Linked DNA regions of Homo sapiens: region 1 is linked to region 2. The links are chromatin contacts, found by Hi-C or POLR2A ChIA-PET in ENCODE. All regions are on one chromosome and are shown on one strand. The core of a region is the stretch at or near the end of the contact, and the rest is flanking DNA. Distances in the headings are between cores, read along the strand shown. Region 1 overlaps ABI3BP (ABI family member 3 binding protein). Region 2 has its middle 120 kb from the start of IMPG2.

The links. Hi-C counts contacts between places; a loop is a spot of excess contacts on that map. ChIA-PET counts read pairs that join two places held with the same protein, here RNA polymerase II (POLR2A). Pooled maps may share reads with other maps.
Region 1: a loop to region 2 is called in a pooled map, with 2.3 times the contacts of the local background. The contact joins two enhancer-like sites. A Hi-C loop is called at or near these places in 1 of 168 maps with a recorded cell type or tissue (mammary epithelial cell) and 3 of 50 pooled maps. POLR2A ChIA-PET finds 5 or more read pairs at or near these places in 2 of 52 experiments (A673 and BJ).

Annotation. Positions count from the first base shown.
Region 1 is chr3:100,966,843-100,971,272 of GRCh38, reverse strand. The region is part of intron 1 of ABI3BP (ABI family member 3 binding protein); the gene reads left to right. Among named protein-coding and RNA genes, the nearest start is that of ABI3BP, 24 kb to the left of the region's middle. Within about 2 kb of position 1,857, at least 2 of the 41 ENCODE cell types and tissues checked have a DNase peak (open chromatin) inside an H3K27ac peak, as active enhancers do.
Region 2 is chr3:101,193,245-101,197,990 of GRCh38, reverse strand. No RefSeq gene overlaps it. Among named protein-coding and RNA genes, the nearest start is that of IMPG2, 120 kb to the left of the region's middle. Within about 2 kb of position 1,795, at least 4 of the 41 ENCODE cell types and tissues checked have a DNase peak (open chromatin) inside an H3K27ac peak, as active enhancers do.

The DNA of each region.
Region 1 (4,430 bases), core at 608-3,107, 230 kb after region 2:
AAATCATGAGATCCTTTCTATGTCTCTTAAAAGTCTTGTCAAATAAGTGGTCACCTCTTCTGTTTAAATGTCAACTGGGTCCTGGAAAATGTACCAAGCAATGTCTTCACTGCAGAAATTCCTAACTGAAATACAAATGTTTGCCTGACACTTGCGAGGCATGCTGAGGAATGCTGTATATTTAGAGGCTGTATGTTTAATCCAGAAAATGGTATCAGCAGCCACCAAAATTCCTTGAAACAGTTATAATTACCAAGAAAGCAGCTTTAAGAACTCTTTGTTTGATGTACATCTTGGAGTAACTCAGTTTTGATTAGGATTTAAGGAAAACAACTCTTGGCATGGAGCATGTGACATGGGCCGCTGTGAAGACCACTGCCCAATCATTTCATTTGGATACTGAGATGAAGTAACAGTTACTAACAGGTGGCAGTTCATGGCCCTCCCATGCTTCTTGGGCACTTGAAAATTTCCAGAAGCCCTCACTTGTAAGGAGAGGGAGAACAGGTGCTGCAAAGACAGAAGAAAACTTTCAGCACAAGCTGCAGAGCTGCTCTCCTGGTGGAACTACCCTGCGAGGAGGAAATAACAAGCCAGGAACTCGTGCTGCCACTTGACCGCCTTTCGTCCTCCTCCTCAAGCCTGAGGGCCCACAAGTAGAGGAGTGAGGTCTATCCATGTGAGAGTCTGGGACTCTCTAGAGCGATCAAAAGCAAGCAAATTAATAAAAATTGCTTGAATTGTTTTATGTATTTGAGAGGGGCAAGGGTAAGACCCCAAATCCCAGTCTGGGTCCATATGTCTCTATACGTCACATTATTCTGCAACTGGATACCTGTGAGTTGGGCATCATGTACTTTGTCATATTTTTTAGTGTGTTCCCTTTGGAAGGAACTGTAGCTACTTCCCCAGGTGTCCAATGGGGTGCTCCATTTTTCACAGAAACAAAAGCAATATATTTCAAAGTCAAATTGATGCTTCTGATTTTACCACTGAGCATTGTTATGGAGTACGAAGCCTAATTTCTGCTTCAAATCAAAAGCCAGTCGTTCATTCAACAAATACTTATTAATTGCTCATTATAGTTCAAGATCTTTAGGAGAATGCGTATGGATAAGAGTGCCCTTTCTTTTTTAACAATATAACAGAGACCCAAACAGGCCATCTAGGCCTGTGACTATAGTAGATTTTAGGCTGCAGCAAGAAGTTAGAGGAATGACCAAGGTTAGGCTAGACCTGTACCTATGAGAGTAGCCCCATGGGAATATTCTATTGAAAGAAATGCTGTAACTCCTATGTAACATGAAATTTGTAAATGAAGGCCATTTAATAATGATTTCCTTTGTAGAATATGTGTAGCTTGTTGATTAAGACTAACTTTACATGAGCAGGAAAAAAGTATATAATGCATTTTCCTCTAACCTTAAAAAAAAAAGCTTTACTCTGCTAAGATTATTGGGGATTTCCTCTGGCTCTTGGCAAATGGTCTACAAAAAAATGAGTTAACACTCTTAGATGTGGACTCTTCCTACTCCACCCTGACTCTATTCCAGCAAAAGTCATTCTTCCTTTTCAAAAAAACATGATTTTTTTTCTTGATGACGTAGATTGGCTTTTCCATCTGTTTAGAGCTATGCCTCGAGATTTAAAGATAGTGTAGGGTTTTTTTCTCCTTTCTTTTCAAATGCACACTTTTGGAACAAGATGCTGTTCTGTATATAGCATTTATTATTTGTGATTGATGGAGAATTTTTTTCAAGTTTATAATAAAATCCAGAGTCAAGGATCTGCTGCTGGCCACATTTATTGGGCGAGCCCATCCCTTTAGTACTTGGCTCTTGCTTTTTTTGCATGAGGCAGCAGGGGATGCCTGATGTGGGGCCGGATTGGTAGGCAGGAGTCCAGGGTTCTAATTCTGGCAATGCCACTGGCTAGCTCTAGAGCCCTACATATGTCATCTAACCACACTTGGCCTCAGCTTTAAAATGAAGAGCTTGGTCTATAATCTCTAAACTCTCCTCTATCTCTAAAATTTGGGATGCTGTACTCCATATGTAAGATCACTTTGGGAATTGCCTTGTGGCTTACTGCAGGCTGTATGTGTGGAAGTCCTGGCTCTGATTCAAGTCTGTGACTTTCTTGCTTCATGGTTTGCATCACTTAGACCATGTCTATGCTTCCCCGCCCTTTGTATCAAACACTGGATCTGCGTAAGATGAGGCAATACTGACCTTATTGGTGAACAGATTACTCCTTCTACAGGTTTGAAAAAGCTCAGCAAATCCCAAAGGGCCCAGGCCTGCAGGAGAAACTGCCATTCAAAGAATAATCTGTACTTTTTTTTAAGACAGCAAATTATGAGTTGAACAATGAGAACATATGGACACAGGAAGGGGAACATCACACACTGAGGCCTGTCAGTGGGTGGGGGGCTAGGGGAGGGATAGCATTAGGAGAAATACTTAATGCAGATGACGGGTTGATGGGTGCAGCAAACCACCATAGCACGTGTATACCTATGTAACAAACCCGCACGTTCTGCGCACATATCCCAGAACTTAAAGTACAATAAATAAAAAGAAATGAAAAAAAGTACACTAAAAAATCAACAACATAAAATTTTGTTGTAAATAGCTGTCACTTAAGAGAGCCCCAAATAATCTTCAAGTTACTTTTCAGTTTAAAAGATACAGACCAAGATACAGACCAAGATTTCAACTTGACCACACACTATGGATTAAATGATTACCTTTAATTTTGTGAGATGGTTTTTAAGATCTGAGTTTTCACTTTCCTATTTGATTACACCAAAATCACAATTAAAATAAAACTAGGTAACATAGGTGGCAAAATACTATGTATTTCTTGTATAGCTGTATACATTTCTTATTATGCAAGAGAATAATAAAGTGAAAAAAGTGTACAAATTGGATTATCCCTGTTCTCTTTCCAAGTGCTTTAAAAGAGATTTTTAATCCATGAAATTCCTTCCTTGGCATTTTATTCCCCTTAGGAAAAATATATATACATATTTGAAATTTCTGAAATGGATCATTCAGGATTTGTTTTTCTTAACAGGATTTTGGGATTCAAAGCTGTATATTATAGTAATAGAATAAAAGGCTGAAAGTAACTTCAATCATATACAGAATATGGGGCAGGTATGGCCAGATTGTTCTATTAGAACTCCCCAGGCTCGTCCATGGCAGTCTTGCCTGTGTCCTCTAATATCACATAGCCCCATTTTGATGTCAGTTTCAACCATCTGATGGTTGGCCCCCTCCTAATCTCAGTCATTTCAGTGAATTTAAAAAGGCAGTGTGGCTACTGACCTAAGTAACTACAGTTGTTTCACATAGGCATGCATTGTTTTTTCATTTTTTTTCTTTTTCTGTGCCCCTTGTGAGCAGGAATGAATGTATATTTTTATGAAGATGAGGCTGATCTGAAAACTATTGTCTATTTGCAGATTAAAATTGTACCTTTTATAAAATGTTCATTGGGGCATTTCTATTCCTAGACTAATATAGTAAAACTTAAAGGTCAAGTTAGTTGTAATTATTCTACCTTATTGAATTGTTTTTGAATTGATTGAAATCAGAATATTACAAAGAGGCATGAGCAAATCACCATAAAATTGGAATAATTTTTATTGCATATTCACAAGTTAAATTGTTCTTTGTAATATTGGTGCTCCAAAAGGTTGAGAGGCCCGACATGTCTGAAGCATCATCAATCTCTAATAATATTTCTTTTTTTTTTTTTTTTTGAGATGGAGTCTCACTCTGTCACCCAGGCTAGAGTGCAGCGGCGCTACCTCAGCTCACTGCAACCTCCTCCTTCCAGGTTCAAGTGATTCTTCTGCCTCAGCCTCCCGAGTAGCTGGGATAACAGGGGCCCACCATCCCAAGCCTGGCTAATTTTTGTATTTTTGACAGAGACAATATTTCACCATGTTGGCCTGGCTGGTCTTGAACTGCTGAACTCAAGTGATCCACCCGCCTCAGCCTCCCAAACTATTACGATTACAGGTGTGAGCCACCGCACCTAGCCCTCAAATAATATTTGATTTAACAAAATTTTAAGGTAGCAAAACTTGAGCTGTCACTTGGAATTGATAGGAATCCAACAAGATTTACCTTTATTAGTCAGAATTCAGAGACCAAAACCCCAGAGGGTATACAGTTCAAGCCTTTCCCTTCACAGATGAGAAAATTGAGATTTAGGAACATTAAGTCAATTAACCATGATTACACTGCTAATCAAAAACAGACCTGGGTCTGCCAATAAGTCTCCCATATCTGAGTCATCTTTAGTTTGAAAAAAAAAAAAGCCTTACAAATTCTAGCGCTTTAAAATTTATTGCACACATAACGTGGTGAAGTTCTTTGGTGTAGGACTCTATGCTCATCATGGGGGTGTGGTACAGA
Region 2 (4,746 bases), core at 546-3,045:
CACCATAACAGAGGGGACAGGATTCAAATTATTGAGTAGGGATTTTGATTTTCATACTCAAAGCAGACCAGAGTTTCCATATTAGTGTCTCCTAAAGACATTTTATTTGTTTTGCTGAATTGAAAGAAAGACAAAATGTGTTCTCTCGACCCATGCCACCCAGTAGAAATATAATGTGAGCCATATACATACTTTTAAATGTTCTAGTACCACATTAAAAAGGTAAACGGAAAAAAGTGAAATTAATTTTAATAAAATATTTGTCTTAGTGGATACAAGCTATTATGATTTCACAATGTAATCATTATAAGGAATTAATGATATTCTACATCTTTTTTTGTATTAAGGTTTCAAAAATCACAACACACCTCGGTTTGGACTAGCCACATATCAAGTGCTCAATAGTCACAGGTGGATAGTGACGACCTATTGAACAGCACAACTCTGGAATCTCCTTTTCCAACACTTCCCTACTGCTTCAACTTCCCTTCCCCATCCAAAATACAAAGTGTCTTTGCAGACATTGAGTTCCTGTCTCCGGAAGTGTCTGAGCAGAGGGTGGGTGACTACCATTTGGTGGTAATATTGTGGAACTCTGAATAAAGAGCGTCAGTGGAAGTTTGGACAACGAAAGTGTTAAAATCCTTTCTAATCCCTAAGTTTTGTGATGCTGTGATACTGAGAAAGGAGACATGAAATTGTGGGTTTGGAAAGAACTTCTTTCCGTATTAGATGTGCTATTTCCTGCCATTATCTCTTGATTTGTAATTCACTCCTTTGCTACTTCTAGTATGAATGCAATGATTACTTATAGGGTGCTATATAGCCTATAAACCACTCTCATAAACACTAGTGTTTCATTCAATTATTTCCTCACTCACTTAGTAAAAGCATATTAGTCCCTGCAATGTATTAGTCTCTGTTCCAGGAGCTGGAATGTATTAACCACAGCGGGTAAGATAGGCACAGCCCCTGGGCCCATAAAAGATTCAAGCTCATTTGTTCCTACTCTTCCTTACCTCCGGTTTTTGGAACCTCTCCACCCAAGTTTGGCTTGAGCCACCAGGAGCCATACACTGACTGATATGAAAATAGTGGTCTGACTAGTCTCCTGGTGTAGAATGTCAACCCATCCCTGAAGCGCAGTTTTCAGTGACAAGAAAACTGAAGATGGGGTTCTCAGCTTCTCTGGTGTGATTAAGGCACTAGAAAAAAAAACCAGCACTGAGGAGAAGTAAAATCTGCTGATGTTCAGCTACATGCACGAGTTGAAATTGTCATTTGCATTAAAATTCCCTTTGCTGTCAGCTGCCACATGGATGCTTAATCTCCTTTGACTCTCTGCTACACCTTTTTGTGCGTTATCTGAAAGTTCTGGAAGAATTAAAGCTTCTTCTGAGCAGTGTTTATTAGTTATGATGCTCCTGCTTTAGAGAAAGAAAAATAATGGAAACTTCAGTTGTCAGAAAAACTGATGTTTGGGCCTGATAGAAAAAAAAAACGAGGATTTATGATGAAGGAAAATCATTCATAGAAATATTTCAAGGATTCAATTATGATTTTGTTTAGTAAGTTTGAAAATACTCTATCTCACTCATTTAGTTCTTTAGTGTCCAAAACATTTTGGGAACTCAGTTGCTGAATTCTACAGTATTCAACTTCTCTCGAATGTCTTCTACCACCAGAGAGCAGCAGAGATTTATAGGTAGTTAATGAGTCCCCTAGATACCAATAAACAAGGAAGCTTGGCCACTTGATTTGATCTCATTAAGTAAATAGCTAGTAAGTAGAAGAGGCAGCTGATTAACTACCAGAATGTTCACCCGTTAGCCTGTATCCCTACCCTTTCACCCTTTCTCTCTCTGGGATGTGCGTATATGTGATTTTAATGATTTACGACATGGGTTGGGAAGGGTTTTCTAACTTTTCTAGGAGCTTTGGGGATGGGTCAAAATGTACCTTGTTCTTCCACACTCACTCATGCCATAGCCTGAGTAATACAGGAAGGAAGTGAATCAAAAGTCTGAGAAAGTACAGTTCTTTTTCTCTAGACCAGGCATCATCAAACTGCTGCCCACAGGCCAAATCTAGTTTGCCACCTGTTTTTACAAATTAAGTTTTATTTCAACACAACCACACCGATTTGCTTATGTTTTGCCTATGGCTGCTCTTATGCTACAATGGCAGAATTAAGTAGTTGAGACCATATGCAACCATATGGCTTGAAAAGCCTAAATTATGTATTGTCTTGTCCTTCACAGGAAAAGTTTGCTAACCCCTGCTCGATGCTGTATCAGTATTTAAATTATGGAATATATAGGAAAGCAGAAAGAGTCTCGGACTGGGAGGACTTTAACAACTATAGTACCAGTCCTGGTCCTGCGGGTTGGTAGTAATGTGTCCTTGGGCAAGTTCTTTAATGTTTTGAGCCCTAGGTGGCCTCATCTGTAAATGGGGGCTGGGGACTCAGGGTGTAGTTTGAACTTGGTAGTATCCAAGATCCTTTCCAGATTGAAAGTTCTATGAGGATTTTTAAAATTACTCTTGCTTTTTTATAGTTTTAAATTACTCTTGGCGTTTTTATAGTTTATGTGGAATTGCAATCCCCAGTGTTGGATGTGGGGCCTGGTGGGAGGGGATTGGCTCATGGGAGTGGTTTCTGATGGTTTAGCAGCATCTCCTTAGTGCCGTCTCGTGATAGAGTTCTCATGAGATCTGGTTGTTTGATGTACTATCTCCCGCTTCACTCTCTTTCTTCTGCTCTGACCGTGCAAGATGTGTTGCCTTCCTCTTCGCTTTTCTGCCACGATTGTAAGTTTCCTGAGGCCTCCCCAGCCATGCTTCCTGTACAGCCTGCAGAACTGTGAGTCAATTAAACCTCTTTTCTTTATAAATTACCCAGTCTCGGGTAGTTCCTTATAGGTGTGAGAATAGACTGATACAGCATCTGACAAAGCATCTATAAGGAACTTAGACAAATTTACAAGAAAAAAAAAGCACCATAAAAAGTAGGCAAAGGACATGAAAAGACACTTTTCAAAAGAAGATATACATGCGGCAAATAATCATGTAAAAAAAGCTCAACATCACTGATCATTAAAGAAATGCAAATCAAAACCTCAATGAGATACCATCTCACACCGGTCAGATGGCTATTATTAAAAAGTCAAAAGATAACAGATGCTGGTGAGATTGTTGAGAAAAAGCAATGCTTATACACTGTTGGTGAGAGTATAAATTAGTCCAACCATTGCGGAAGACAGTATGGCAATTCCTCAAAGACCTGAAGACAGAAATACCATTCGACCCAGCAATCTCATTACTGGATATATACCCAAAGGAATATAAATTATTCTATTATGAAGACACATACACAAGTATGTTCATTGCAGTACCATTCATCATAGCAAATACATGGAATCAACCTCAATGCCCATCTGTGATAACTGGATAAAGAAAATGTGGTTTTATACTACATGTTCTCACTTATAAATAGGAGCTAAATAATGAGAACACATGGACACACAGAGCAGAACAAAACACCATGGGCCCTTTCGGAGGGTGGAGGGTGGAAGGAGTGAGAGGATCAGGAAAAATCACTAATGGGTACTAGGCTTAATACCTGGGTAATGAAATAATCTGTACAACAACCCCACTTGACACAAATTTACCTATGGAAGAAACCTGCCCATGCACCCATGAACCTAAAATAAAAGTTAAAAAAATTATACACATTTCAGAAGGGTACTCATCAAATAGTGAAGATTAATATCACATTCCTCAGGAGATGACACACAACTGGAGGTATTCGTGTTACATCATGTGGCAGATACAGTGCAGTCCTATCCCCAGAGAACTGACTTTTATGGAATTTGGCCTCAGTATAGAATATATTGCTGACATATGCTATATGTTATTTCATGCTTGTTATTATATGTAACGCAATGCATTGTTGCAATTAAGCCTACAAGTTGATGCCTATGAGGATTTGAGACAAAGTAAAACTTTTACCTCTAAGTACTTAGACGTAAAACGTGTCACTGATGTTAGGAAAGATGACAGGACAAAGGCCCTGGGGTCTTGGGCTGTGGAAAAAGTGGAGCCTGTAGCTTTTCAAAAAGTAACTACCTTCACGATCATTTATATAGGACCATATTTAATGAGCTCCTTATGGTGAATGATGATTATGTCCTCTGTTTTCTCTATAAAAGTAAGAAGTGGGGTAATTTTCAAATGTTTTCAACTTGCATATTTATTATTCAAACTAAAATATTCCTCTTTTTCTTTTTGCCTAGAGTATTCTAGCCATTCTTTCTCTTTGAGCTCCCAGCCCGTTGTTCATAGTCTCACATGTAGCAAGGATGTATGGAGGATAACATAAGCTTTCTGAGTTTACAGATTTTATCATTAGGTAGAACAAAATCCAATGCCTTGGTGCTGTTTCTCTCTCAGTGTACTTGTGCCCCAAGGGGAACATCAAGCCTCAGGATAAACATGTCTTCTTTTGTGGGAGTATCAACTTTACCGCAGTGTATGAGATGTAATATAATTTTTATATTAAAACACACCCAGATTTATTATAGAATAGAATATGAAATCTGAATTATTTTTAAACACAGAACACTACTGTGCATGACTTTTTTTTTTGCAAGATGTGAGCAATATAATGTAATATTTAAAGTACAATCTCTGGACTCAGGTGAACCACAAAAACTTCACTTGGCTTTGGACAAATTTTTAAATCCT